Linked DNA regions of Homo sapiens: region 1 is linked to region 2. A link is an interaction called in ENCODE POLR2A ChIA-PET data of the cell type or tissue named here. Cell type or tissue: GM12878. All regions are shown on one strand. Links, peaks and the distances in the headings refer to the core of each region. The heading gives the core; the rest is flanking DNA.

What was found. Peaks named below come from ENCODE experiments on the same cell type or tissue, not always from the same donor. Only the 100,000 strongest peaks of a DNase experiment are listed, where the experiment ranks them.
Region 1: POLR2A ChIA-PET joins it to region 2 with 6 read pairs; 4 of 35 experiments call an interaction of 5 or more read pairs at or near these places.

Annotation. Positions count from the first base shown.
Region 1 is chr20:64,000,067-64,011,052 of GRCh38, reverse strand. It overlaps PRPF6 (pre-mRNA processing factor 6), which reads right to left. Exons shown (of 21, transcript NM_012469.4): 9 at 9,814-9,976; 10 at 735-853. Among named protein-coding and RNA genes, the nearest start is that of PRPF6, 24 kb to the right of the region's middle. RefSeq lists a silencer at 5,787-5,959 and an enhancer at 10,900-10,986. In GM12878, for the core only: no CTCF peak of the experiment used is centred there; a DNase peak (open chromatin) is centred at 3,950; H3K27ac peaks cover 267 bases.
Region 2 is chr20:63,799,237-63,816,152 of GRCh38, reverse strand. All of the region lies in intron 1 of ZBTB46 (zinc finger and BTB domain containing 46), which reads left to right. ZBTB46-AS1 (ZBTB46 antisense RNA 1) reads right to left here and starts at 8,077. Exons shown (of 3, transcript NR_110081.1): 1 at 7,998-8,077. RefSeq lists enhancers at 1-387, 388-1,138, 13,468-13,969. In GM12878, for the core only: no CTCF peak of the experiment used is centred there; no DNase peak of the experiment used is centred there.

The sequences.
Region 1 (10,986 bases), core at 2,633-5,132, 200 kb before region 2:
AATGTTCACAAACACAGCCTCCAGGCACACAGCACGCCAGACCTGATACCAGGGGCTGGCACAGACGAGCAGGATGAGGCTACTGCCCTCACAGGCTAAACACACAGAAGGGTGTTCAGCCTCCTGAAGTTCCCAGACCCTTGGTTCTGCAGCATTCCATCCCTAAGATGTGTACGGGCTTTATTCATTTTTATGTAAATAAAATAAGATTAATGTTGTTTGGAGAATTTCACAATACCCCTTAGGATAATTAAAGACATACTAGGTATCATAAAACCAAGACTAAAAATCACTGCACAGAATGCTGTGAACTGGAATGCTTAAAACCAAAGAAATCCCACTTAGCTTAGAGGCAAAGAGCAGTCATGCGGAGCTGACAGAAAGCAATGTTTTCTATCACGCTGCCACCTTCGGCTCCCATGACAAACTCTGGGCTGCTGAGAGGAAATGGCCCCTGAGCAACTGCCCAACAGAGAATTTTCTGCAGTGGTCAGGTATGAGCTAAGATTCTCCCTGCACGTCCATTAAGAGCACAGCTAGCTGAGGCCACTGACCACCCTGCCTAGCGGCTATGTACAGAACGGCATCCTGGGGTTCCACAGGGCCTTCTGCTCCCAGAAATTGCAGCCTGAGTGAGCTCAATGCTCCACTTGTATCATCACTTCCAGACACTGAACCTGGGCTCAGGCCTTGGCCACTTTGGGCTCTGGTGGCCCTGAGCCCGCCAGACTCACCTCCACGCTGGTGGGGCAGCACTCCACAGCTCGGCTCAGCATGATTCTAGCATCTTCAGGTTCTTCCAGCTCAACGGCTGCTTTCCACAAGCGAACCGAGTTTGGAACATGCTCGAGGGCTAGGAAAGGTCAAACGAGAAACCACGTCACAGAAAAGGAGATAAAAACAGGAGGCTCATGTGGTGAGCATGCTGCTGGTCAGGATGAGACGGACTTCCCTGGTTGACAGTCAGGGACCACACACCTGCCCTTTATGTGGCTTCCTTCAGGTCTGGGGCAGACACAAACAAGGACAAACGGAGCATCTTGTGGTAGCAGAAAGCAAGGAAGTGACTGAAGACTGCCAGGGTCATATCAACAGGACTCAGGAAACCAGTGACCACGGGAATGAACCTCAAAAACATGCTGAACAAAAGAAACCAGTCCCAAAACAGTTTATACTATATGACTCCCTTTATGTGACGTCTGAAAAGAGGCAAAACTAATCTTGGTAAAATAAGTCAGAAGCATGACTGCCAACGAATGGGGATAGTATGGATTGATTGAGAGGCACCAGGGGACTTTCTGCGGGGATGGAAATGTTTTTGTTTTTGTTTTGAGACAGAGTCTCATTCTATTGCCCAGGCTGGAGTACAATGGCACGATCTCAGCTGACTGCTACCTCCGCTTCCTGGGTTCAGAGATTCTCCTGTCTCAGCCTCTAAGGTAGCTGGGACTACAGGTGCGCACCACCACGCCTGGCTAATTTTTGTATTTTTAGTAGGGACGGGGTTTCACCATATTGGCCAGGCTGGTCTCAAACTCCTGATCTCAAGTGATCCGCCCGCTTCGGCTTCCCAAAGTGCTGGGATTATGGGCGTCAGCCACGGTGCCCACCCTGGAAATGCTCTATGCCTTGGTCGAGTGTGGGTTACAGGGGTGCATGCACTTGTGAAGACATCAAACTGCACACTTAAGATCTACGTAATTCACTTCAAATATTTACGAAAAAATGCCAGTGTCTGAAATACCTCTCTTTTTTTTTTTTTTTTTTTTTTTTGCGATGGAGTCTCGCTCTGTCGCCAGGCTGGAGTGCAGTGGCGTGATCTCGGCTCACTGCAACCTCTGCCACCCGGGTTCAAGCGATTCTCCTGCCTCAGCCTCCCAAGTAGCTGAGTACAGGCGTGCAGCCACCATACCCAGCTAATTTTTGAAATTTTAGCAGAGACAGGGTTTCACCATGTTGGCTAGGATGGTTTGATCTCTTGACCACATGATCCGCCCGCCTCGGCCTCCCGAAGTGCTGGGATTACAGGCATGAGCCACCACGCCCGACCTAAAATACCTCATTATTACATGTTTTCCCTTAAATAAAAATACCTAAAACTTAAAAAAAATTCAAGAGCAAACTAGAAGAGACTTCCACTGGACAATGATCAGAGAGTCTGAAGGTCAATAAGCATATTAAGAATATTACCTGCAATGTATTCAAACCCATGAAATACCACAGCATTCAATAGTTCATAACAAAGCTCCAAGAGACCATTAGTCACCTTTGGAGAATGCTAGAGAATCAACGCATCATCCCGAAAGTTGAAAGGAAGCAAATCAAATATCTATTCTGTCTTTCCCAAATAAACTCAGAATAACCAAATCATGGATATAGGAAAATTCTTCTCTTAAGAATAATTCTGGCAATAAAAGCAAAGAGTGACCTAATTATAATGTCACCGTTTTGCACACCCTAATGAAGGAACAGATGCGGGCACGGGTCACCAGCCACTGCCAAAGGCAGGAGCTGAAAGGCTGTGGAGAACTCCATGAAGGACACTGGGGCCACTGAGCAGTGACAGCCTCTGCAGCTCCTGACGCTGCTTGCATTGCCACGAATATTTCCTTGATAAAAAAAGAAAAAAAAAACACAAAGCTTACTCTTATGAGTCTCCAAATCTACCTTCCAATTTACAAGAGGATACAGGAAACAGAGGATACAGGAAACGAGACCCACATGAAACAATCTCACAGGCTGCAGTGAGCAAACCCTGATGTGAGGAATCTCAAGGAAAAACAACCCAATTCCATCAACAAACCGAGAGAAGACATCAACCAAACGGCAATGTTCAGACTTTGCTTAGATCCTGATTCAAACCAACCATGTGTGCATGTGGTTATGCATGCATGTGCCCGTGCAGGTACTGACATGACAGCTGGAAAAATATGAATGCAGTAGACATTTAATGATGTTAAGAAATTAGGCCGGGCCAGGTACAGCCCGTAGCTCACGCCTGTAATCCCAGCACTTTGGGAGGTCGAAGTGGGCAGATCACCTGAGGTCAGGAGTTCGAGACCAGCGTGGCCAACACAGTGAAACCTTGTCTCTACTAAAAATACAAAAATTAGCCAGGTATGGTGGCATGCACCTGTAATCCCAGCTACTGGGGAGGCTGAGGCAGGAGAATCGCTTGAACCCAGAAGGCGCAGGTGCAATAAGCTGAGACTGTGACACTGCACTCTAGCCTGGGTGACAGAGAGAGACTCCAACTCAAAAAAAAGAAAAAGAAATTAGGCCAGGCAGCTGATTGTGGTGGTTCACACCTATAATCCCAGCATTTTGGGAGGCTGAGGTGGGAGGATCGCTTGAGCCCAGGAATTCGAGACTAGCCTGGACAACATGGCGAAACCCTGTCTCTACAAAAAATACAAAAATTAGCTGGGCGTGGTGGCATGTACTTGTGGTTCCAGCTAGCTGGGAGGCAGAGGTGGGAGAATCGCTTGAGCCCAGGAGGTGGAGGTTGCAGTGAGCCAAAACTGCACCACTGAACTCCAGCTCCAGCCTAGGCAAAAGAGGGAGACTCAGTCTCAAAAAAAAAAAAAAGAGGAAAAGGGCAGGGCAGGGGAGGGGAGGCGGGGAGGGAAGCGGAGGCGGGGAGGGGAAGAGGGGACGGGAGGCAGAGGGGAGGGGAGGCGGGGAGGGGAGAGGGCAAGTGAGCTAGCTCTCCTGCAGGTACCTGCTCTCCTGCTGAGAAACAGCCCCAGGCTGGCTGTGAGGCCCTGGCAGGGAATGAACACTCAGCTAAGGGACATAAAATGACTGAGCAACCTGCTGCCCACTCCAGGTGTTACTGACAGACCAAGCCACAAGGTTGGGCAGATGCAGCAGTGGCCTCATAGGGTGGAAATGGCACCCAGGAGATGGTGTGGAAGGAAGGCAGGTGCAGCACAGCTGCCTAAGCTATGGGGCAGATGCCTCCTGCACTGGTGGCTGCTCAACCGCTTTCCTCCCTCAGCCCACACTGACAACCTCTGGGGAGTCCCTTAGGGTCAAGGGACTGAGAAGACAAAAGTCTGCTGTGGTTTACGCATGGTTCTGCACAGCACACTGGCACTGACACCCCTGGCCTTATTATCTGGATGTCCACTTGACCAACTGAAAGACGGCCAGAAGACGAAGCTATATGAATTCACCGATTCAGGCAGAACATGGTCTTACCATGTGCCCATCACTCAGAGCCATGGCCTGGCAGCCCAGTAGGATGCCACAAATGCTGTGAATAGACACCAATCCCGGCTGGATCTCACAGCCAGAACACACGGGTCTAGGAATAAACAGTGATGTCTGAATGGCTCAAGTCCCATCTCCGCTGCCACAAGTCCCGTCTCCACTGCCAAGAGTCCCGTCTCCGCCTCCTTGGACCCTCCTGTCAAGAGAGCTGGTCCAAAGGCCGGGTGTGGTGGCTCACATTTGTAATCCCAGCACTTTGGGAAGCTGAAGCGGGTGGATCATGAGGTCAGGAGTTCGAGACCAGCCTGGCCAACACAGTGAAACCAAACCCCATCTCTATTAAAAATACAAAAATTAGTCGGGTGTGGTGGCAGGTGCCTGTAATCCCATCTACTTGGGAGGCTGAGGCAAGAGAATTCCTTGAACCCAGGAGGCGGAGGTTGCAGTGAGCCGAGATTGCGCCACTGCACTCTAGCCTGGGCAACAGAGCAAGACTCAGTCTCAAAAAAAAAAAAAAAAAAGAGCAAGCTACGAGCTACTCCAAAGGGAGTATGTGCCAACCAGGGTGCAGACCACAGCTCCCTCTGGCCTCCTCATGTACCAGCCCTGGCTGGAGAGGCTAACCCTGACTCCCAAAGCGAGACTGAGTTGCTGCCACCCACTGTGGGAGACTATCTAGAGGCCAGTCCTAAAAACAGTTTAGTATTTCTGCTTTTACCAGTAAAAGTTAATGGGAACTACAGCCACCAAAAAAGCAAAACTACCAACAAGTCAGACCCTTTGGGGATAAAGATATGGGTCCTGGCTGAGCACAGTGGCCCCCATCTGCAGTCCCAGCATTTTGGGAGACTGAGGTGGGAGGATCACTTGAGCCCAGGAGTTTAAAACCAGCCTGGATGACACAGGGAGACCTCGTCTCTTTGAAAAATTAAAAACTCAGCCAGGCATGGTGGTATGTCCCTGGAGTCCCAGCTATTCAGGAAGCTGAGACTGGAGGATAGTTTGAGTCTGGGAGGTTGAGGCTTCAGTGACCCATGATCATGCCACTGCACTCCAGCCTAGGCAACAGAGCAAGATCCTGTCTCAAAATAAAAATTATTTAGGCATGGTAGTATGTACCTATGGTCCCAGCTACTCAAGAGCCAGAAGCAGGAGGATCACTACAGCCCAGGAGGTTGAGGCTGCAGTGAGCTGATTGCAACACTGCTCTCCAGCCTGGGCAATAGGACGAGGCTCTGTCTAAAACAAAAAAAAGATTTGGGTTACTCATCCAGGTCAAGAACCCTGACCAAGCAGGGTGACAGCAGAGGGCACAGCAGTAAAGAAGGAAAGTCCTAACCTCCAACCAGGCGACTAGGCATAGAGAGAAGACACAGAACGACCCAGTTGTTTTTCCTGTGCGCTCTCACCTCGACTGCGTGGGAGATGAGTGCTCTATTTGTCTAAATATGAACTACTTCCCTTAATACTTTGTACATTGGTGGAGATGAACTTCGCGTCTCTAAAGAACAGAATATTCATGCGGGACTCAATTTATGGAGTCATTAACTTACGACTCCCAGGACTCTGTGTCTTCAAGTTTTGGGAGAGAGCTGACATATCTCCATGGCATCTCATCAGCAGCCCACAGGCATGGCACTAAAACCAACAAGGTCACCTTCCCCAGGTGCTTTCGGAAGCCACATGGCACACCATGATACAATGGCCTTCAAGGAGTGTGACTTTATGAGCAGAAGTGGAGGAAGCACACACCCCTGAAGTTGGCCTAGAACAGAAGAGTATTCTGAATGCTAGACACAGCCATGAAGACGTGACCGTGCAGAGGCCAACATGCTCTCCGGGGGTCACGTGACTGCAGGGAAGACCCTCAACCTGAACTGTGCCATTCCTGTGCCCCCAGAGGGACACGCTGGCGACGGCCACTGAAGGATGCCACGCTTCACAGGCCAGAGCATATGGCGTTAGTGTAAAATAACTCCACTTCCACACATCTGCATTAACTAGCGGAGTACACAGCATGTGAGTGCATTATTGTAGGGGAGCTGCCAGTCGGGCCTCCCCAGGGGACTCTGCACGTGGGACACCCCACCCTGGCCAGGAAGCTCACATGCTGCACCCTCCCCAATCCTGAAAGCCCTCTTCCCTTTTACAGAGGAAGACATGGAAGCTCAGAGGCCAAGCACCATGCCTAAGGTTACTCAGCCTCCTCAGGTCTCAAGATCAGCACCCAAAACGCCCATTCTCCCAACAAAGGACTAAGGTGTCAGCTCAGCCCAACAGCGACCCAGAGCTCACAGAGACCATGCACTGCCAGGCTCCCTGGCTGGCAGGTGTCCTAAGTCACCAGTGGAAGTAGCTGTCATCTTAATTTCAAAAACCAGACCCTTCAAGCAACGTGTAAGTGTTTGCTAATAACCAAATGAAGCAGTGCTGGGCTTCACCCCAGGAAAAGAATACAGTTTTTGGAAACACTCTTGGGAAAGGGCAGGCCAGGACCAGTATTAGGGCAGCGGCAAAGGCCATCCTGGAGATCCTGGGTTCATTCCACCTTAGCCCAGCTTCTCTGCCTGAGAGAGCACAGCCAGGAGGCCACTCCCTGAGAGAACAGCCGTGGAAACACAGTCCCTCAACACTCCCCGAAGGCCCCCGCCTCCAACAGCATACTCCCATCTCCAAATCCAAACCAACTGGAAATGAACCCAGACAATCTGGTGGTGAGCAGGGAGTGGCCACAAAGACATTCATGATCATTCATCAAACTGTGGCAGGAAGAATTCAATAGAGCTTTTCTAAGTAAACAATACTAATTACCCAGACTTTCATGGGCTCTTCATCAAAGAACTATTTCTTCCTAGCTGAAAAAAGATAAACTGATTTCTACAAACCCAGACAGGTGCTAACTTTCTGTTCCTGGCCACCTCATTATAAGACGCTGTCTCTGGCCGGGCGCGGTGGCTCACGCCTGTAATCCCAGCACTTTGAGAGGCCGAGGCGGGTGGATCATGAGGTCAGGAGATCAAGACCATCCTGGCTAACATGGTGAAACCCCATCTCTAATAAAAATACAAAAAAAAATTAGCCAGGCCTGGTGGCGGGCGCCTGTAGTCCCAGCTACTTGGGGGGCTGAGGCAGGAGAATGGCGTGAACCTGGGAGGCGGAGCTTGCAGAGAGCCGAGGTCGTGCCACTGCACTCCAGGCTGGGCGACAGAGCGAGACTCTGTCTCAATAAAAAAAAATAAAAGAGGCTGTCTCTGAGCATTCACTGAGCAGCTGGGCTGCGGTCAAGAAACCAGCCTCGACAGAGGAAAGCACGTTCACATGTGAGTGCACAGGGTCGGGGGAACATGCATCACAGGCAAGCAGCCTTCACCTGTCTTCTAACAGACGTAGACAGTAAGTGAATGAAACTATATTTGATAAGGGGCTTTCTACCAAAGAGCCCTCATCTGCACGGTCCTATCAGCACAGAAGCCTCAATGGGATATTTCGCTTAAAGACATTTGGAAAAACAAGAGCTGGAAAGCTCTCACTGAAAACTGCCCTTGATTCCATAAAATACACTTTATTTTTCCTAGGCTATAAATTCAGGAAGAATAGGCTGGATGCGACGGCTGATGCCTGTAATCCCAGCTCTCTGGGAGATCAAGGCAGGAGGATCACTTGAGGATGGGAGTTTGAGACAAGCTTGGACAACACAGCAAGATCCCATCTCTACCAAAAATTAAAAATAGCTGGGCATGGGGGTGGGACCTATACTCCCAGCTACTTGGGAGGCTAAGCTGGGAGGATCGCCTGAGCCTGGGAGGTGGTGGCTGCAGTGAGCCAAGATCGTGCCACTGCACTCCAGCCTGGGTGACAGAGCAAGACGCTGTCTCAAAAAAAAAAAAAAAATCTGGCCGGGCACAGTGGCTCACGCCTGTAATCCCAGCACTTTGGGAGGTCGAGGTGGGTGGATCACTTGAGGTGAGAAGTTCAAGACCAGCCTGGTCAACACAGTGAAACCCCGTCTCTACTAAAAATACAAAAATTAAGCAGGCGTGGTGGCAGGTGCCTGTAGTCCCAGCTCCTCAGAAGGCTGAGGCAAGAGGATTGCTTAAACCCAGGAGGCGGAGGTTGCAGTGAGCCAAGATGGTGCCATTGCACTCCAGCCTGGGGGACAAAGTGAGACTCCATCTCAAAAAAAAAAAAAAAAGAAAAGAAAAGGCCAGGCACAGGGGCTCACGCCTGTAATCCCTGCACTTTGGGAGGCCAAGGCAGGAGGATCACTTGTGGTCAGGAGTTTGAGACCAGCCCGGCCAACATGGGGAAACCCCATCTCTACTAAAAATACAAAAATTGGCCAGGCATGGAGGCGCACACCTGTAATCCCGGCTACTCGGGAGGCTGAGGCAGGAGAATCACTTGAACCCGGGAGGCAGAGGCTGCAGTGAGCCAAGATCGTGCCCCTGTACTCCAGCCTGGGCGACAAAGCGAGACTCTGTCTAAAAAAAAAAAAATGGATAGAAGCCACCTGCATAGGCCAGGTGCAGTGGCTCACGCCTGGAATCCCAGCACTTTGGGAGGCCGAGGCAGGCAGATCACAAGGCCAAGAGATCGAGACCATCCTGGATAACACAGTGAAACCCCATCTCTACTAAAAATACAAAAAGAAATTAGCCAGGCGTGGTGGCAGGCGCCTGTAGTCCCAGCTACTCAGGAGGCTGAGGCAGGAGAATGGTGTGAACCCGGGAGGCGGAGCTTGCAGTGAGCCGAGATCACGCCACTGCACTCCAGCCTGGGCGACAGGGCGAGACTCCATCTCAAAAAAAAAAAAAAAAAAAAAACCAGAAAAAAAAAACAAAAAATGAAAAAAAAGAAGCCACCTGCACAGATTAGCTTCAGAACAGCCCCCTGACTAGCACTCGTTCTGGACCCAGTTCAAGAGCAGCATCTACTACACACTTCCAGTGACAGGAGAAACAGTGCTCCTTTTATGAATCCACAGTAATAAAAATAAACAAACTACCCACAAAAGCTCTACCCTGGCAGGAATCCCTGGATGGAATCAGGTTGCCTGGTAGGCACACCGTCTGTCGTTATCTGACCTGAGCTGACGGCACACGCTGCATCGCGGGAGCAGAAGGCACAGCCTCGTCAGCAGCAGGAAAGAGTTCAATCAACGTGTGGCTCTGGTGCCTTCTCAGGAGAGAAAATGAGTAACACCCACAACGGGTCTGCACGTGCCAGGTGCCGGCTCAGCTCTTCACACAGACCATCTCCAGAGCCCCAGGACACAGGCTTTGAGCTACCGTTGTTCTCACCCTGCAGATGAGGGAAGCCTGGACCAGAGTGACCGCCCAAGCATCCAAGATCACACACTGGAAAAAGGCAGGAGTGAGGGCTCAACCCAAGCATCCCTTCCAGGATGGGAACTTGCCCACCACAGTATCCCTCCCCCATGGGGGTCCAAGGGCAGAGGCAACCCAGCCTGAGAAAAGGCCTGAAAAATGTCCCTGGTTCCTTATCCACTCTCACCAAAAGCCTGAGCCAGGAGCAGGAAAGCTGCTGAGAGGAGGGGCCCCAAGGAGGGAGAAAGCAGCACCTCCGAGGGAGGCTCACCTTTCCGAAGAACCCGCTTCTTTGCACGAATGTCCGTTTCCAGCTCTGCGGCTCTGATGTAAATCCTGACAGACTGTGGGAGATGACGGACAGCTTGGGCTACCACGGCCTTGGCTGTGTCCCCAGGCTGCAACCTGGCTGCTTCCAGCCAGACATCTTCACTCTGTGAGGCAAGAGATAAGACCAATAAGGCTCAGTGCAGGCTGGAAGCCGCAACAGGGCAGCAGGCACAGATCTCCAGAGCAGATCCTCGGGCCCCAGAATTTACGAAAGCCAATTAGCTCAGCCTCTAACACACCTGCACCAGGAGTCGCCCCCTTATAACCACACTTGGGAACATGGCTACCATATGTCTGACTGAAGAACACCTAATGGCCGGGCGCGGTGGCTCACGCCTGTAATCCCAGCCCTTTGGGAGGCCGAGGCAGGTGGATCATGAGGTCAGGAGTTTGAGACCAGCCTGGCCAACATGGCAAAACCCTGTCTCTACTAAAACTACAAAAATTAGCCGGGTGTGGTGGCAGGTGCCTATAATCCCAGGTACTCAGGAGGCTGAGGCAGGAGAATTGCTTGAACCCGGGAGGCAGAGGTTGCAGTGAGCTGAGATCACGCCACTGTACTTCAGCCTGGGCAACAGAGCGAGACTCAAAAAAAAAGAAAAAAAAAAAATGAAACACCACTTTGTGAAAAGAGCATGATTTCCTTCAGGACAACTCCATGGACAAAGCAGAGACTGCACATCTGCTCGGGTCGTTCTTTTTTGTTGTTTTTTTTTTTTTTTTTGAGACGGAATCTCGCTCTGTCGCCCAGGCTGGAGCAGCATGGTGCAATCTCAGCTCACTGCAACCTCCACCTACCGAATAGCTGGGATTATGGGCACCTGTCACGACGCCTGGCTAACTTTCATATTTTTAGTAGAGACGGGGTTTCGCCATGTTGGCCAGGCTGGTTTCTAACTCCTGACCTCAAGTGATCCACCCGCCTCAGCCTCCCAAAGTGCTGGGATTACAGGCGTGAGCCACCGTGACTGGCCACCATTAGGCGGGTGAAGAGCTGACCAACTGAGCTCTTTATAATGAAGCTTAGCCTGCCGTCAAACCAGTGGTGGATTCAGGCGTGGTGGATTCAGGCATGGTGGCGGGCGCCTATAGTGCCAGCTACTCTGGAGGCTGA
Region 2 (16,916 bases), core at 5,990-8,489:
CTGCACCTGCACCCACTGCACCTGCGCCCACCTGCGCCCACTGCACCTGCGCCCACTGCACCTGTGCCCACCTGTGCCCACTGCACCTGCGCCCACCGCACCTGCACCCACCGCACCTGTGCCCACCTGCGCCCACTGCACCTGTGCCCACCTGTGCCCACTGCACCTGCGCCCACTGTACCTGCACCCACTGCACCTGTGCCCACTGTACCTGCACCCACTGCACCTGTGCCCACCTGTGTCCACTGTACCTGTGCCCACTGCACCTGCACCCACTGGACCTGCGCCCACCTGCACCTGCACTCACTGCACCTGTGCTCACCTGCACTCACTGCACCTATGCCCATCTGTACCCACTGCACCTGCACCTTCTGCACTTGTGCCCACCTGTACCCACTGCACCTGTGCTCACCTGCACCTACTGCACCTGCACCCACTCGACCTGCGCCCACCTGCACCTGCACTCACTGCACCTATGCCCACCTGCACTCACTGCACCTATGCCCACCTGTACCCACTGCACCTGCACCTTCTGCACCTGTGCCCACCTGCACCCACTGCACCTGTGCTCACCTGCACCTGTGCCCATCTGCACCCACTGCACCTGCACCCACTGGACCTGTGCCCACCTGCACCTGCACTCACTGCACCTGTGCCCACCTGCACTCACTGCACCTATGCCCACCTGTACCCACTGCACCTGTGCTCACCTGCACCTGTGCCCACCTGCACCCACTGCACCTTTGCCCACTGCACCTGCACTCACTGCACCTGTGCCCACCTGTACCCACTGCACCTGCACCTACTGCACCTATGCCCACCTGCACCTGTGCCCATCTGCACCCACTGCACCTTTGCCCACTGCACCTGCACTCACTGCACCGGTGCCCACCTGCACCCACTGCACCTGCACCCATTGCACTCACTGCACTTGCACTCGTGCCCACTGCACCTGCGCCCACTGCACCTGGGCCCACTGCACCTGTGCCTTCAGCTCAGACTTGGGCTCTCGGCCTTTTGTGTCTTCTCAGCAGCTGGTGAGCTGTGGCCCCTTTTCAGAATAGCATGTTTTGTTTGTTTATTTTGAGACAGGGTCTTGCTCTGTCATCCAGGCTGGAGTGTAGTGGCGCAATCTCAGCTCACTGCAGCCTCGACGTCCTGGGCTCAAGCGATCCTTGTGCCTCAGCTTCCTGAGTAGCTGGGACCCCAGGCATGTGAGACCATGATCAGCTCACAATAGCATTTTTAGTGCATCCAGTAAGATCCCTGGAAAATGAAGGGTAGCAACTACTGAAATATCATTGCTAAAATTCAGGAAAGTTTGATTTGTGAGGTAGTAACATGTGGAACTTTAATTTAGCACATAGCATTGTGAATGGTGCATCTGATATTCCTAATTCCGAAGTAGGGTGAGTATCGAGCATTCTAAGTTGCCTGCGGTGGCCATGGTGCGATGTGGACATGGCTGTGTCTGTGGCTTGTCACCCACAGTCAGACTCCTGAGGCCCAGGCTTGCTGCACTCCTCTGGGAGGTCAACCCCAAATGAGGACCCTTGCCTGGGGGTGGGAGGAGGCAGGTCTTGGGGTTCTCTCCCCCTGCAGAGGCAGGTCTTGGGCCTCCTGTTGAGGGGTGGGGCTGCCTGTGGGTTTCCAGATGAGATTCTCTCTCACCGCATTTGCACCGCTGGATTGTATATTTTCCCAGTTTTGTAAAAGTTATATTATTATTTTAAAACCTAATTATATTTTTAAAAACTTATTTTGGAACTTTTCAAACATACACAAAATTAGAGAGAACGTCCACGTCGCCTGGCTGCGGGAACCCCCAGTGCTCTGCTCTTGTCTTACTCATCTCTCCCACTCTCTCCCACTGTTTTTTCTTTTTCCTTTCTTTTTTTCTTTTCTTTTTTTTTTTTTTTTGAGACGGAGTCTTGCTTTGTTGCCCAGGCTGGAGTGCAGTGGCGTGATCTCGGCTCACTGCAAGCTCTGCCTCCCGGGTTCATGCCATTCTCCTGCCTCAGCCTCCCTAGTAGTTGGGACTACAGGCGCCCACTGCCATGCCCGGCTAATTTTTGTATTTTTAATAGAGACAGGGTTTCACGATGTTAGCCAGGATGGTTTTGATCTCCTGACCTTGTGATCCACCCGCCTCGGTCTCCCAAAGTGCTGGGATTACAGGCGTGAGCCACCGCGCCCGGCCCTTCCCACTGTTTTTTCTCTCAAGTGTTTTAAAGCAAATCTCAGTTTTACCCTCGGTGCTTCGTTGTGTGTGGCTCACACGCAGCCGGGCACCCCGCAACACTTCCTCAGCGTCGCGATGCTGGGCTGGGCTCAGCGTTCTTGACTGTGGCCTGCACATTTTCACTGTGGCTTTACTTGAATCAGAGTTGGGATGAGGGCCATGTGCTGCTTGTGGGTGGTGATGTCCCTGAAGTTGCGTTTCTTCTCTCTGTTTCATGCTACTTATTTGCTGAAGGATCAGTTTTGGTTCTGTGACACTTCCTACCTGAAGGTCTGGCTGGGTGCATCCTTGTGACCTTGAACTCCTGCCTGAGCCGTCAGTAGAACCAGGTAGAGGCGGGAGGGCTGGGACTCGCCCGCGCAGGGCAGTGGCAGGGGAGCAGTTACTCTGGTGTGTAGCCACAATGCTTACATTGGAATTTCCAACTTAATGTATTTTATTTATTTATTTATTTTTTTTTTTTGAGATGGAGTCTTGCTCTGTCTCCAGGCTGGAGTATAGTGGCACAGTCTCAGCTCACTATAACCTCTGCCTCCTGGGTTCAAGTGATTCTCCTGCCTCAGCCTCCCGAATAGCTGGGATTACAGGCGCGCTCCACCACACCCGGCTAATTTTTGTATTTTTAGTAGAGACGAGGTTTCACCATGTTGGCCAGGCTGGTCTCGAACTCCTGACCTCAGATGATCCACCCGCCTCAGCCTCCCAAAGTGCTGGGATTACAGGTGTGAGCCACCGTGCCTGGCCCCAACTTAATGTATTTTAAAACACGGGTTGTTTCATATTTTGATGCCTGTTTTTGTTTTGTTTTGTTTTTTTGAGACGGAGTCTCACTCTCACCAGGCTGGAGTATAGTGGTGCGATCTCGGCTCACTGCAACCTCCGCCTTCCGTGTTCAAGCAATTCTGCTGCCTCAGCCTTCCAAGTAGCTGGGACTACAGGCACGCGCCATCACACCCAGCTAATATTTTTCTCTATTTTTAGTAAAGACGGGGTTTCACCATGTTGGTCGGGATGCTGTCAATGTCTTGACCTCATGATCCACCTGCCTTGGCCTCTCAAAGTATTGGGATTACAGGCATTAGCCACCACGCCCAGCCGTAGTTTTTGTTTTGTTTTGTTTTGTTTTTTGTTTTGAGATGGAGTCTGGCTCTGTCACCAGGCTGGAGTGCAGTGGGGTGGTCTTGGCTCATGGCAACCCCCACCTCCCGGGTTCAAGTGATTCTCCCGCCTCAGCCTCCCGAGTAGTTGGGATTACAGGCGCCTGCCACCACACCCAGCTAATTTTTTGTATTTCTTTTACTAGGGACGGGGTTTCCACATGTTGACCAGGCTGGTCTTGAACTCCTGACCTTGTGATTCGCCCGCCTCCACCTCCCAAAGCACTGGGATTATAGGCGCGCACCACATTGCCTGGCTAATTTTTTGTATTTTAGTAGAGACGGGGTTTTACCATGTTGGCCAGGCTGGTCTCGAACTCCTGACCTCGTGATTCGCCCGCCTCCGCCTCCCAAAGTGCTGGGATTACAGGTGCACACCACATTGCCCGGCTAATTTTTTGTATTTTTAGTAGAGACGGGGTTTCACTATGTTAGCCAGGATGGTCTTGATCTCCTGACCTCGTGATCTGCCCGCCTCAGCCTCCCAAAGTGCTGGGATCACAGGCCTGAGCCTCCTTGCCTGGCCTTGTGAAAAATTTTAATGTTAATTTTCTTATTTCAAGTTGATTTTCATTTAGTTTTTACTAAAAATGCAAATGTAGTTTACCGTTGCTTCTCTTTTTTTTATGTAGGAAAAGTTGATGCAAATTTTGCCTGAATTTGGAGTTTTCCTATTAGTGAGAGTTTTGTTCCGAAAAGATCGCCGCCACTTTGGTGGGTCAGCACTAAAGCCTTGTTTCAATATCTGCAGGGTCAGTTCTTTTGAATATTTTAATGCTTCCACGTTTGGAGTCTAAGAGCTATTTTTACTTTAGTTTTTTTTCCCAGGCAAGTACTTGGTCTGAACGATGTATGAGCCAGACCTGGCAGAAAAGTGGGAGTTGGTGAAATAGATGTGCTACTTAGTGACAGGGACTGTGATTCTAACATTTTGTCTTATGGCAGAGTTGGATGAAAGGGGTTTGTTCCTGCACCATGGCTCACCTGCCCAGTGAGTCCTGAGTCCTCATGTGGCAGGGAGTCAGACAGCAGCAGCTCTCTTCCCAGCGGGGTAGAGCTCACCTGGCTGCAAGGTGAGCCGGCTGGCCCGTCGCCCAGCTCAGAGCTGACCCTCACACGTGCAGATCTCTGCTGGGCCCAGGGGTCAGGGTCAGTTGTCTGCGTCACCTATGGGCCACCCCCTCTCTGCACCCCCGAGATCTTCCTGCTCTCTGCGTTGCCTATGGCTATGAGCACAGTGGGCTTCCTGGAAATACTTTCAGAGGAGGTGACAGTCGTATCCTTCCAGGGCCCCTCCTGCCCTGTGGAAGAACTTACTTCTGCTCCTGGAAGTCAGAAGCTGGGAGGCCTGGGGCTGTAGTGTCTTCTGTATGAGAGGTGGGGTGGGGCTGGGGAGAGGAAGGCTGCTTGACTCTTCTTCAGGGAGACCCACCCCATGGCAGCTCCGAGGTCCTAGTGGGCTGGTGGCTCGCATCTTGTCCACCTGTTGTCGTCTCTTGCCCCTAGGGGGGCTCATGCCCATCCTGTGGGGTTCTGGGACCCAGACTCGCCCCTGTGGGCTGGGCGGGGTGGGGCTCATGCCCATTCTGTGGGGTTCTGGGACCCAGACTCGCCTCTGTGGGCTGGGCGGGGTGGGGCTCATGCCCATCCTGTGGGGTTCTGGGACCCAGAGAGGCAGACTCTTCGCCTGCCTGTTGGGTTTGTGAAAAGTCAAAGAGAGTGGAACACGGACGCCGGCTGGTGCTCTCCAGTGTTCTCCGGCTCTGCCGCTGGAGCTCCTCGTAGGAGTGAGGAAAGAGAGTGGAGCCTGGACGCCAGCTGGTGCTCTCCGGCTCTGCTGCTGGAGCTCCTCGTAGGAGTGAGGAAAGAGAAACGTAGATTGCTCTCATGTTCGCGCTCTGTTCACCTCCTGGGTGCTGATTTCCTGTGGCGTCATCCTACCCTGCATCTGTGCTGGTGGGCACGTTCTCGCGTTTGTGTTTTATTTTTATTTATTTTTTTGTTTTTTGAGACAGAGTCTCACTCTGTTGCCCAGACTGGAGTGCAGTGGCACAATTTTGGCTCACTGTAACCTCTGCCTCCCATGTTCAAACGATTCTCCTGCCTCTGCCTCCCTAGTAGCTGGGATTATAGGTGCGTGCCACCACGCCCAGCTAATTTTAATATTTTTAGTAAAGACAGAGTTTCGTTATGTAGGCCAGGACGGTCTCAAACTCCTGATCTCATATGATCCACCTGTCTCAGCCTCCCAAAGTGCTAGGATTACATTTGTGTTTTATGAATAAGGACCTTGGTTTGCGAGGGGAAGGGGGGTTTTGGTGCCTATCCTGAGTGTGGTCGGTGTGTGTGAGCTTGTGCAGACACGACCAGCTGGGCTTTCTGTTCTCATTTCTTCCCGTTAATTTCTGATAAACTTCTAAGCATCCACGTGACTGGCATTTTTAATGTTCCTGGAATTGGGTTTTGCTCAGTTTTAATACTTGACGGTTTTCTGGGCCATCTTCGAATTGTCGAGTGTTTGGGTCTTTTTCTGTTTGTCACTGTTAGCCATAGCAGTGCTTGGAACATCTTGGAACCAATTAGCTTTTTGGGTTATTTCCTTGGGGCAGAGTCTCAGAAGTGGAATTAGTCAAAGAGGCAGAGGCATCTGTAGGCCTCATCCCCACGCTGCAGGCTGCTTCAAGGGCCGCCCCACTCTGGGCCTCCTGTGTCACGGCCACCTTTGTAATTGACATTACGTTAATGTTTGCCAGTTCCATGTATTTAGAGTTTTCTTTTCTTTTTTTTTTTTTGAGAGAGGGCCTTGCTGTGTCACCCATGCCGGAGTACAGTGGTGCCATCTTGGCTCACTCCAACCTCGACCTCCCGACTCAAGGGATCCTCCCACTTCATCCTCCAGAGTCGCGGGGACTACAGGTGTGCACCACCATGCCCGGCTAATTTTTTCTATTTTTTGTAGAGATGGGGTCTCACCATGTTGCCCAGGCTGGTCTTGAACTTTTGGGCTCAAGCCATCTGCTCGCCCCGGCTTCCCTCAGCGTTGGGATTTCAGGCATGAGCCACCATTCTGGCCTGGCCTTGAAATCTTTTCTCAGAGTTAAGCACGTGTCTTTTAAGTCCTTTCCAGAAATCTTTAAAATTGTATCATTGAGTTAAGCCACACTGGCCACCACACGGCTAACTTCGTAAGGGAGAAGAGGGGAGAGGAAGGGAGGTCGCGGAGCTCCTGCTGTCTCCCGGAGTCCTCTCCACCTGCTGGGCTCTGGCAGGTTTGCTGAGGACCGCGTGAGGGCGCTGCTGTCTTCTGGGCTCAGGGCTCCTGTGAGCTCCTGAGGCCTGGACCCAGGGGTGGCCTTTGTTGCTCCCTTGGGCATAATATGGGGGGACACAGGCAAGATGTGGGGCCACCACCCCAGCAGGCCTGTGCCGAACCCCAGGACCCCATTCCTGGAATAGACGCGGCCATGAGGACTGGACGCGCTGGGCGTGGCCCACGGCGGGGCCCCCAGGGCTGCGCCCCCAGGGCTGCTGACCTTGCCCCCCTTGGCTCCACCGAGTCTGCACCTTTAGTGCCCACTTCGGCCAAGCCCATGGCGAAGTGCCCCAGGCGCTGCGGTCCCTGCGAAGGGGAACGTGGAAGGCGAACGTGGAGAGCCCCTTGAGTGCCTCTGCAGCACCGGAGCACCGAGCCGCCAGCTCCCAGGTCTTACCTCATGAATCATGGAGTTTTCTTTCTTTTTTTTTTTTCTTTTTCTTTTTTTTTTTTTTTTTTTTTTTGAAGCGGAGTCTCGCTCTGCCGCCCAGGCTGGAGTGCAGTGGCGCCATCTCGGCTCACCGCAAGCTCCGCCCCCCGGGTTCCCGCCATTCTCCTGCCTCAGCCTCCCGAGTAGCTGGGACTGCAGGCGCCCCCACCACGCCCGGCTAATTTTTTTTTGTATTTTTTAGTAGAGACGGGGTTTCACCATGTTAGCCAGGATGGTCTTGATCTCCTGACCTCACCATCCGCCCGCCTCGGCCTCCCAAAGTGCTGGGATTACAGGCGTGAGCCACCGCGCCTGCTGGTTTTATTTCTTAAGGCGGCCTTGGCGCCTGTCCTGGCCGAGCGCTGGACCGAGGAGGGCCTTCTCTGGGGGAGGCTCTGTCCGCCTCCCACCCACGCTGGAGGAGCTCAGGTCTCATGGGGAGGCAGGACTCGCTTAGGGGCGGGAGGTCACACTGCCCCGGAGCCCAGGCCCTGCCCTAGGAGGAAGAGCCTGGCTTCCCCCTTCCCTCCCGCCGGGCCCGGGGCTGAGACTCCTTGTGGGTCCGGATGACCCTGTCCGTGACCTCCGCCCTGGCCCCGCTTCCGCCCCACGCCCCCCTGAAGCCCCGGGCTCCGTGGCGTCTGCCTTCCGGGCCCTCCCCTGCGCTCAGCCCCCGGGGCAAGGGCTGGGAAGGATGGCTTGACTGGCCTACAGGGTACAGGGGACCCCTGACAGGTTCATCGCTGGGGCCCCATGGGCCCCCCCTCCGTCTGTGCCGTGCGGATGTGGAGACTGAGGACTCCTCCATCGAAGGCGGCCGGTGGTGAAATCCAGTAATCTGGGTGGGGTCCTTACCGCGCTGTCCGCGGGGTTTCCTCACTGCTCAGGCGGCTGCTGCTCATCCACGCCACCTCCGTCGGTCCGTTCAGCTTCCGTGAGTGTCCCCTGTGGGAAGGTCCGTTCAGCTTCCGTGAGTGTCCCCTGTGGGAAGGTCCGTTCAGCTTCCGTGAGTGTCCCCTGTGGGAAGGTCCGTTCAGCTTCCGTGAGTGTCTCCTGTGGGAAGGTCCGTTCAGCTTCCGTGAGTGTCCCCTGTGGGAAGGGCCTGTGCCGCACAAGGTGGGGACTTGGGCACACGGCCTCGGAGGCCAGACACCGGGCGAGCCCCGCTCTGGGAGTGAGACCCGCTCGGAGGGGGAGCGAGCCCTGAGGCGCCGCCTGTAAGCCAGACCCGCTGCCTCACACAGACGGGTGCTTCGCTTGTTTTGGCCTAGTACAGCTTTTAAGCAAAAAGTAACTGGTTAGGGATTCTATCATATTGCTTGATGTAAACAAATGCGGCAAAATGTTAAAAAATGGAGTAGCTGAAGGCCGGGCGCGGTGGCTCACACCTGTAGTCCCAACACTTTGGGAGGCCGAGGCGGGCAGATTGCTTGAGGCCAGGAGTTCGAGACCAGCCTGGCCAACATGGTGAAACCCCGTTCCTACTAAAAATGCAAAAATTAGCCAGGTATGCTGGCGTGCGCCTGTAGTCCGAGATACTGGGGAGGCTGAGGTGGGAGAATCACTCGAACTCGGGAGGTAGAAGTTGCAGTGAGCCAAGATGGCGCCACTGCACTCCAGCCTGGGTGACAGAGCGAGACCAAACTGACTCAAGAAGAAACAGAAAATCTGAATAGACCTATAACAAATAAAGAATCAGTAGTCAAAAAACTTCCAATGAAAGAAAAGTTCAGAAACTTTCACTACAGTTATTGTACTTTTTAGCTTCCAAAAAGAAAAGTCAATTTCAATAAAGAAATTGAATCAATAGTCAATAAACTTCCAACAAAAGAAAAGTCCATCTCTGTCTCTCTCTATATATGTATATGATTGTATATATCACTTCACTGTTGAATTCTATCAAACATTTTAAGAATTAACACCAATCCTGGCCAGGCGTGGTGGCTCACGCCTGTAATCCCAGCACTTTGGGAGGCCGAGGCAGGTGCATCATGAGGTCAGGAGATCGCGACTATCCTGGCTAACACGGTGAAACCCCGTCTCTACTAAAAATACAAAAAATTAGCCGGGTGTGGTGGCGGGCGCTGGTAGTCCCAGCTACTCAGGAGGCTGAGGCAGGAGAATGGCGTGAACCTGGGAGGCGGAGCTTGCAGTGAGCCGAGATGGCGCCACTGCACTCCATCCTGGCCGACAGAGCGAGACTCCATCTCAAAAAAAAAAACCAAAACAAAACAATTAGCTGGGCGTGGTGGTGGGCGCCTGTAGTCCCAGCTACATGGGAGGCTGAGGCAGGAGAATCGCTTGAACGTGGGAGGTGGAGGTTTTAGTGAGCCAAGGTCGCACCGTTGCACTCCAGCCTGGGTGACAGAGCCAGATTCCATCTCAAAAAAAGAGAAAGATTCCATCATATTCCTTGAGAGCATAGTGTTGCCTTTATTTTAAGCAGGTATTACAACCTTCTTATTTAGGTTCTATTTTTTTTGAAGTTACCATTTCAGGTCAGAGTTAGCCATAGCAGTATCTCAGATTTAAAATGTACACAAATAGTTTTCTTGCCTTGTTAAGCTGATTAGCTTTCTTTTCTTTCTTTTTTTTTTTTTTTTGAGATGGAGTTTCACTGTTGTTGCCTGGGCTGGAGTGCAGTGATATGTTCTCGGCTCACTGCAACCTCTGCCTCTCGGGTTCAAGCAATTTTCCTGCATCAGCCTCCCGAGTAGCTGGGATTACAGGCACCCGTCACCATGCCAGGCTAATTTTTTTTTTTAACTTTTAGTAGAGACGGGGTTTCACTATGTTGGCCAGGTTGGTCTCGAACTCCTGACCTCAGGTGATCCGCTCGTCTCAGCCTCCCAAAATGCTGGGATTACAGGCGTGAGCCACCTTTCCCAGCCAGCTGATTAGCTTTCTGAGAAAATTATAATATTTTTAAAAGTTGGGGCCGGGCATGGTGGCTCATGCGTGTAATCCCAGCACTTTGGGAGGCGGAGGCGGGTAGAGCACCTGAGGTCAGGAGTTCGAGACCAACCTGGCCAACATGGTGAAACCCTGTCTGTACTAAAAATACAAAAAAATTATCCGGGTGTGGTGGCACACACCTATAATCCCAGCTACTGGGGAGGCCGAGGCACGAGAATCACTTGAACCCAGGAGGCGGAGGTTGCAGTGAGCCGAAGGCTTCAGTGAGCCGAGATCGTGCCACTGCCCTCCAGCCTGGGCGACAGAGCGAGACTCCGTCTCAAAAAAAAGGAAAAAAAAAAAAAAGCTGATGCATGGCTTTGTGTATTAGTTTCCTGGGGCTGCTGTGAAAGTACCACCTGCTGGGCAGCTCGCGGCAGCAGAGGTGTCTCCTCTCAGTTCCAGAGTCCAGCGCTGGAACTCAGGGTGTCTCAGGGCCATGCTCCCTCTGGAGACTCCAGGCAGGGTCCTTCCTGCCTCTTCCAGCTCCTGGTGGCTCCAGGCATCCTTTGGCTTGTGACTTTGTCACTCCAGTTTCTGCCTGTGGTCACATGACCTTCTCTCCTCCCTGTGTCTTTTTTTTTCCTTTAGAGATGGGGGTCTTGCTCTGTCACTCCAGCTAGAGCACAGTGGTGCAATCGGAGCTCACTGACTGCAGCCTGCAACTCCTGGGCTCAAGTGATTCTGCCGCCTCAGCCTCTCAACGTGCTGCGATTAGAGGTGTGTACCACACTGCCCGGCTGCTGTTTCATTTTACCTTCTATCAGCACTTAGTATGAGACATTTTTGAAATACTGTAAATCAGTATTACAGATTTAATTTTCAAAAGGTACTGTAGGTCGGGCGTGGTGGCTCATGCCTGTAATCCCAGCACTTTGGGAGGCCGAGGTGGGCGGATCACGAGGTCAAGAGATCGAGACCATCCTGGCCAACGTGGTGAAACCCCGTCTCTACTAAAAATACAAAAATTAGCCAGGCATGGTGGTGTGAGCCTGTAATGTCAGCTACTCAGGAGGCTGAGGCAGGAGAATCAATTGAACCCGGGAGGTGGAGGTTGCAGTGAGCTGAGATCGTGTCACTGCACTCCAACCTGGCAACAGAGCGAGACTCCTTCTGAGAAAAAAAAAAAAAAGTCATGTAGGTTTTTTTTGTTGTTGTTTTTTTGAGACGGAGTCTCACTATGTTGCCCAGGCTGGAGTGCAGTGGTGCCAACTCAGCTCACTGCAACCTCCGCCTCCCAGGTTATAGCGATTCTCCTGCCTCAGCCTCCCGAGTAGCTGGGACTACAGGCGCCCCCCACCACGCCTGGCTAATTTTTTTAATTTTGGTAGAGACGGGGTTTCACCATGTTGGCCAGGCTGGTCTCGATCTCTTGACCTGGTGATCCACCTGCCTTGGCCTCCCAAAGTGCTGGGATTACAGGCGTGAGCCACCGTGCCCGGCCTGGTACTGTAGTTTTGTTGACCCCAAGTGTATGTGTTGGGCCTGTCCAGCATTGAGATGTGGTCCCTGGGCTGAGAGGAGGGCAGGGCAGTGTCAGGCAGCGAGGTGGCATGTGTGCTGTCAGTGTAAGAACAGTGACGCCCGGGAGGGCTTCCTGGAGGAGGGGGAGGCTGTGTCCATTGGCTGAGAGGGCTCAGGACTGCTGTTGTGATTCATGGCAGGATTCGCCTTTACAGATCTGACCTGTTCCACTGTGTCATCTATAACCCAAATGACAGACTAGGAGCTCAGCTGCCCCGGCCCCCTCCTGGGTGCCCAGAGCACCTTGTGCCCATCTGGAGGCACCCCTGCCACCCTCACACATGGCCCGAGCCAGGCACTGCTCCAGGCTTCCCCTGCGTGTGACTGGTGGGCACCTGGCTGGAGCTGGAGGGATGCTGAGGCCTGGAGCTGCTGAGGTGGGAGTGGAAGCCCCTCCATTCAGGGACCCCACAGCCCACCGAGACCCTGGTGGCTGGGGCTGAGATGGGACAGCGCAGGGCAGTGAGAGGTGTTTGGAAAGGGGAAGCGTGCTGGGCTCTGGCTGGGGACGCCCGACAGAAGGAAGTGACGTTATGTCGGTGCAGTGGCTCACGCCTATCATCCCAGCGCTTTGAGAAGCCAGGGCGGCAGGTTCGTTTAGGAATTCAAGACCAACCTGGGCAACACGACAGAACCCCGTCTCTACAAAACAAAAAAATTAGCCCGTGTGGTGGCGTGCCCCTGTGGTCCCAGCTGCTCAGGAGGCTGATGTGGGAGGATGCCTTGAGCCTGGGAGGTTGAGGCTGCAGTGAGCCGAGATTGCGCCACTGCACTCCAGCCTGGGGGACAGAGTGAGACCCCATTACAAAAACAAAAAGAAGGAAGTGACGGTAGCCAGGTTCGGGAAGGCGGAGGAGGCGGCCTGGGCGTCAGAGCCGGGCTGGAGATGAAGGAACTGAAAGGGGCCAGTGGGCAGGGAGGGGCGGGGCTGGCAGGGCCTCCGACAGAGACCTGGGCAGCCCGGGGCCTGGGCAGCCCGGGGCCGGCAGACATGGCTTTGCATCTTCAGATGGCCACATGGGGGCTGCCATGTGGAAAACCTAAAGTCCTCATCGCCAGCACCCACTTGCTCACTGGAGATGATGTGGATAGTACCACCGGTCTCGCTGTCGAAAGACGACTCTGCTAACATGTCTTGGAGTGTTTTCTAGTCAGGAGCTCACTTAAAAATTTTGAAATGCGACCACGAACAATGGTAATATGATGTATATGAAATTTAATTTGTACGACAGTTTCACAGTATTCATGTCTTAACCTTAATTTTTTCAGAAGAAGGTAAACCATGAACGCCTTGGTGTGAGGGGAGGTGCCTGGTTCCTGCTGGTGAGGCGCCCTGGGGGATGGTGCCCACACTGGTCCCTGCCTGGATGGCATCCTGGGGGATGGTGCCCACGCCTGGTTCCTGCTGGTGAGGTGCCCTGGGGGAGCCGGGTTGGTGGGTTTCTTCGCAAGAGTGGGCAGAGCTGCCCAGAAACGTGTTTCCTCCTGTTGGCGTCTGTGGCATCGCGCTCTTTGGTGGTAGAAACGGGGCGTCAGTGACCTGGGGCTGCCATGTCAAAGGGCCACAAAGGGAACGTCGTAAACAACAGACATCTGTTCCCTCCAGTCCTGGAGGCCGGAGGTCTGAGGTTTGGGCATCAGCCCGCCGCGGTTCCTGGGAGGGTGCTGGGGGCCTGAGGTTCGGTCGTCGGCCGCGGCGGTTCCTGGGAGGGTGCTGGGGGCCTGAGGTTCGGTCGTCGGCCACGGCGGTTCCTGGGAGGGTGCTGGGGGCCTGAGGTTCGGTTGTCGGCCCACCGCGGTTCCTGGGAGGGTGCTGGGGGCCTGAGGTTCGGTCGTCGGCCGCGGCGGTTCCTGGGAGGGTGCTGGGGGTCTGAGGTTCGGTTGTCGGCCCACCGCGGTTCCTGGGAGGGTGCTGGGGGTCTGAGGTTCGGTTGTCGGCCCGCCGCGGTTTCTGGGAGGGTGCTGGGGGTCTGCTCCAGGCCTCTCTCCAGCCTCTTGCCGGGGCCTCCGCCGCTGCCGCTTTGTGCCGACCTGTGTCCAAATTTCTTCCCCTTTTAAGGGTACTTATCATACTGGATTAGGGGCCCCCAGTAACCTCATTGTTTTTTTTTTGAGAGGGTCTCATTCTGTCACTCAGGCTGGAGTGCAGTGGCGCAATCTCAGCTCACTGCAGCCTCCGTCTCCCGGTTCAAGTGATTCTTGTGCCTCAGCCTCCTGAGTAGCTGGGATTACAGACGTGCGCCACCACACCCGGCTAATATTTGTATTTTTAGTAGAGACGGGGGTTTACCATGTTGGCCAGGCTAGTCTCAAACTCCTGGCCTCAAGCAATCTGCCTGCCTCTGCCTCCCAAAGTGCTGGGATTACAGGTGTGAGCCATCGTGTCCAGCCCCAGCGACCTCATCTTAATTAATTGCATCTGCAATGACCTATTTCCAAATAAGGTGGAATTCTGAAATATGAGGGGTTAGGGCTTCAACATGAATTTGGGAGGCGGGGGCGGGGGGTTCAACCCGTAACAAATGGCAGTGAGGTCCTTGGATAAGCACAGGATTATAGCTGAGGAAAAATATTTTTACAAAAACTAATCCTTTATTGAGGCATAATTTACGTGCAGCAAACAGCACTTGTTTAACGAGCATAATCTGATGAGCTCGAACTCTTGGGTGGAGCTGCCGGTGGCTTTGGAGACACAGGCCGTCCCCATTGTGTCTGGAATTGGTGGGTTCTTGGTCTCACTGACTTCAAGAATGAAGCCATGGACTCTCGCGGTGAGTGTTACAGTTCTTAAAGGCGGCGTGTCTGGAGTTTGTTCCTTCTGATGTTCAGACGTGTTTGGAGTTTCTTCCTTCTGGTGGGTTCGTGGTCTTGGCTGGCTTCAGGAGTGAAGCTGCAGACCTTCACGGTGAGTCTTACAGCTCATAAAGACAGTGTGGACCCAAAGAGTGAGCAGCAGCAAGATTTATTGCAAAGAGCAAAAGAACAACACTTTCAATGTATGAAAGGGGACCCCAGCAAGTTGCCACTGCTGGTTGGGGCAGCCTGCTCTTATTCCCTTACCTGGCCCCACCCACATCTTGCTGATTGGTCCATTTTACAGAGAGCTGATTGGTCTGTTTTAGAGAGAGCTGATTGGCCCATTTTGACAGGGTGCTGATTGGTGCGTTGACAATCCTTGAGCTAGACACAAAAGTTCTCCAAGTCTTCACTAGATAGCTAGACACAGAGCACTGATTGGTGCATTCACAAACCTTGAGCTGGATACAGGGCGCTGATTGGTGTGTTCACAAACCTTGAGCCAGATACAGAGTGCTGATTGGTGTATTTACAATCCCTCAGCTAGACATAAAGGTTCTCTAAGTCCCCACCGGATCAGCTAGACACAGAGCACTGATTGGTGCATTTACAAACCTTGAGCTAGACACAGGGTACTGATTGGTGCATTTACAAACCTTGAGCTAGACACAGAGTGCTGATTGGTGTATCTACAATCCCTTAGCTAGACATAAAGGTTCTCCAAGTCCCCACCAGACTCAGGAGCCCAGCTGTCTTCACCGAGTGGATCCGGCACTGGGGCTGCAGGTGGAGCTGCCTGCCAGTCCCGCTCTGTGCACCTGCACTCCTCAGCCCTTGGGCAGTTGATGGGACCCAGCGCGGTAGAGCAGGGAGGGGCACTCGTCAGGGAAGCTCTGCAGGAGCCCACTGCGGGGAGGGGGAGGCTCAGGCATGGCGGGCTTCAGGTCCCAAGCCCTGCCCTGAGGGGAGGCAGCTAGGGCCGGCGAGAAATCAAGCACAGCGCCGGTGGGCCGGCACTGCTGGCGGACACCCTCCGCAGCTGCTGGCCCGGGTGCTAAGCCCCTCATTGCCCTGGGCCGCTCCGAGTGTGGGGCCGCCAAGCCCACACCCACCCGGAACTCTAGCTGGCCCGCAAGCGCCGCACGCAGCCCCGGTTCCCGCCCACGCCTCTCCCTCCACACCTCCCCGCAAGCTGAGGGAGCCGGCTCCGGCCTTGGCCATCCCAGGAAGGGGCTCCCACAGTGCAGCAGCGGGCTGAAGGGCTCCTCAAGTGCAGCCAGAGTGGGCGCTGAGGTCGAGGAGGCGCCAAGAGTGAGTGAGGGCTGTGAGGGCTTGCCAGCATGCTGTCAACTCTCACCATCACCACAGGAGCTTCCCGCAGCCTCTCCCCCTACCCCAGCCCAGGCAGCCCCTGGCCGGTTGTCTGCCACTGTGGACTCACTTCTGTTGTCTAGAGTTTCCTATAAAGGGAATCACACGCTTTCCTTGGTGACTGTCTTCTCTTACTCAGCGTAACTGTGGGATAATCCGTGTGGCGTGGATGTGACCTGTATAGGGGGACGGAAGGCTGAGCAGGGAGGTGCCCCAGGGTGCCGAGGCCGGGACGGAGCCCAGCAGCCCCTTCTTGTGCCTGAGCTGCCTCTGCAGTTTGGAAGCATCCCGTGTTTACCTGCTCACCTGTTGATGCACATTTGGACATTCGGGTTGTTCCCAAACCTTGGCTGTTCTGAGCGAAGCTGGTGTGAACGTTCACGCATGAGTCTGTCTGGACAGGTGGTTTTGCTTCTCGGGTAGGTACCGGAGTTGTTGGGTCCTGTGGAGTTCAGCTTTGCTGAACTGTTTTCCACAGCGGCTGCACCGTTCCATGTGCCCTCAGCAGCTGAGCAGGCTCCAGGTGCTCGTGTCCTCGAGGACACATGGTGTGGCCTTGCCTCTTAGTCCTGGCCACTCTCATGGGGGAGCTTGCTGTGGTTCCGGGCGCACTTCCCCGACAGCTGGGGAAGCCTCTGTCCATGTGTGCCTGCTGATGCTTCTTCTTTGTGATGTGTCTGTTCAAAACGTTTTCCTGCTAAAAGATTAGTTTCACCAGGCTACACGTGGTGGCTTGTGCCTGTAATCCCAGCACTTTGGGAGGCTGAGGTGGGAGGATCACTTGAGGCCAGGAGCTCGAGACCAGCCTGGCCAACATGGCGAAACCCTGTCCCTACTAAAATTACAAAAATTAGCTGGGTGTGGTGGCACACACCTGTAATCCCAGCTTCCCTGGGAGGCTGAGGTACAAGAATCGCTTGAACCCAGGAGGTGGAGATTGCTGTGAGCTGAGATTGCACCACTGCACTCTAGCCTGGGCGACAGCAAGACTCCATCTAAAAGAAAAAAAAAAGTTAGTCTCACCAGGCCACACGTGATGACTCACGCCTGTAGTCCCAGAACTTTGGGAGGCTGAGGCTGGTGGATGGCTTGAGCCCAGCACTTCGAGACCAGCCTGAGCAACATGGT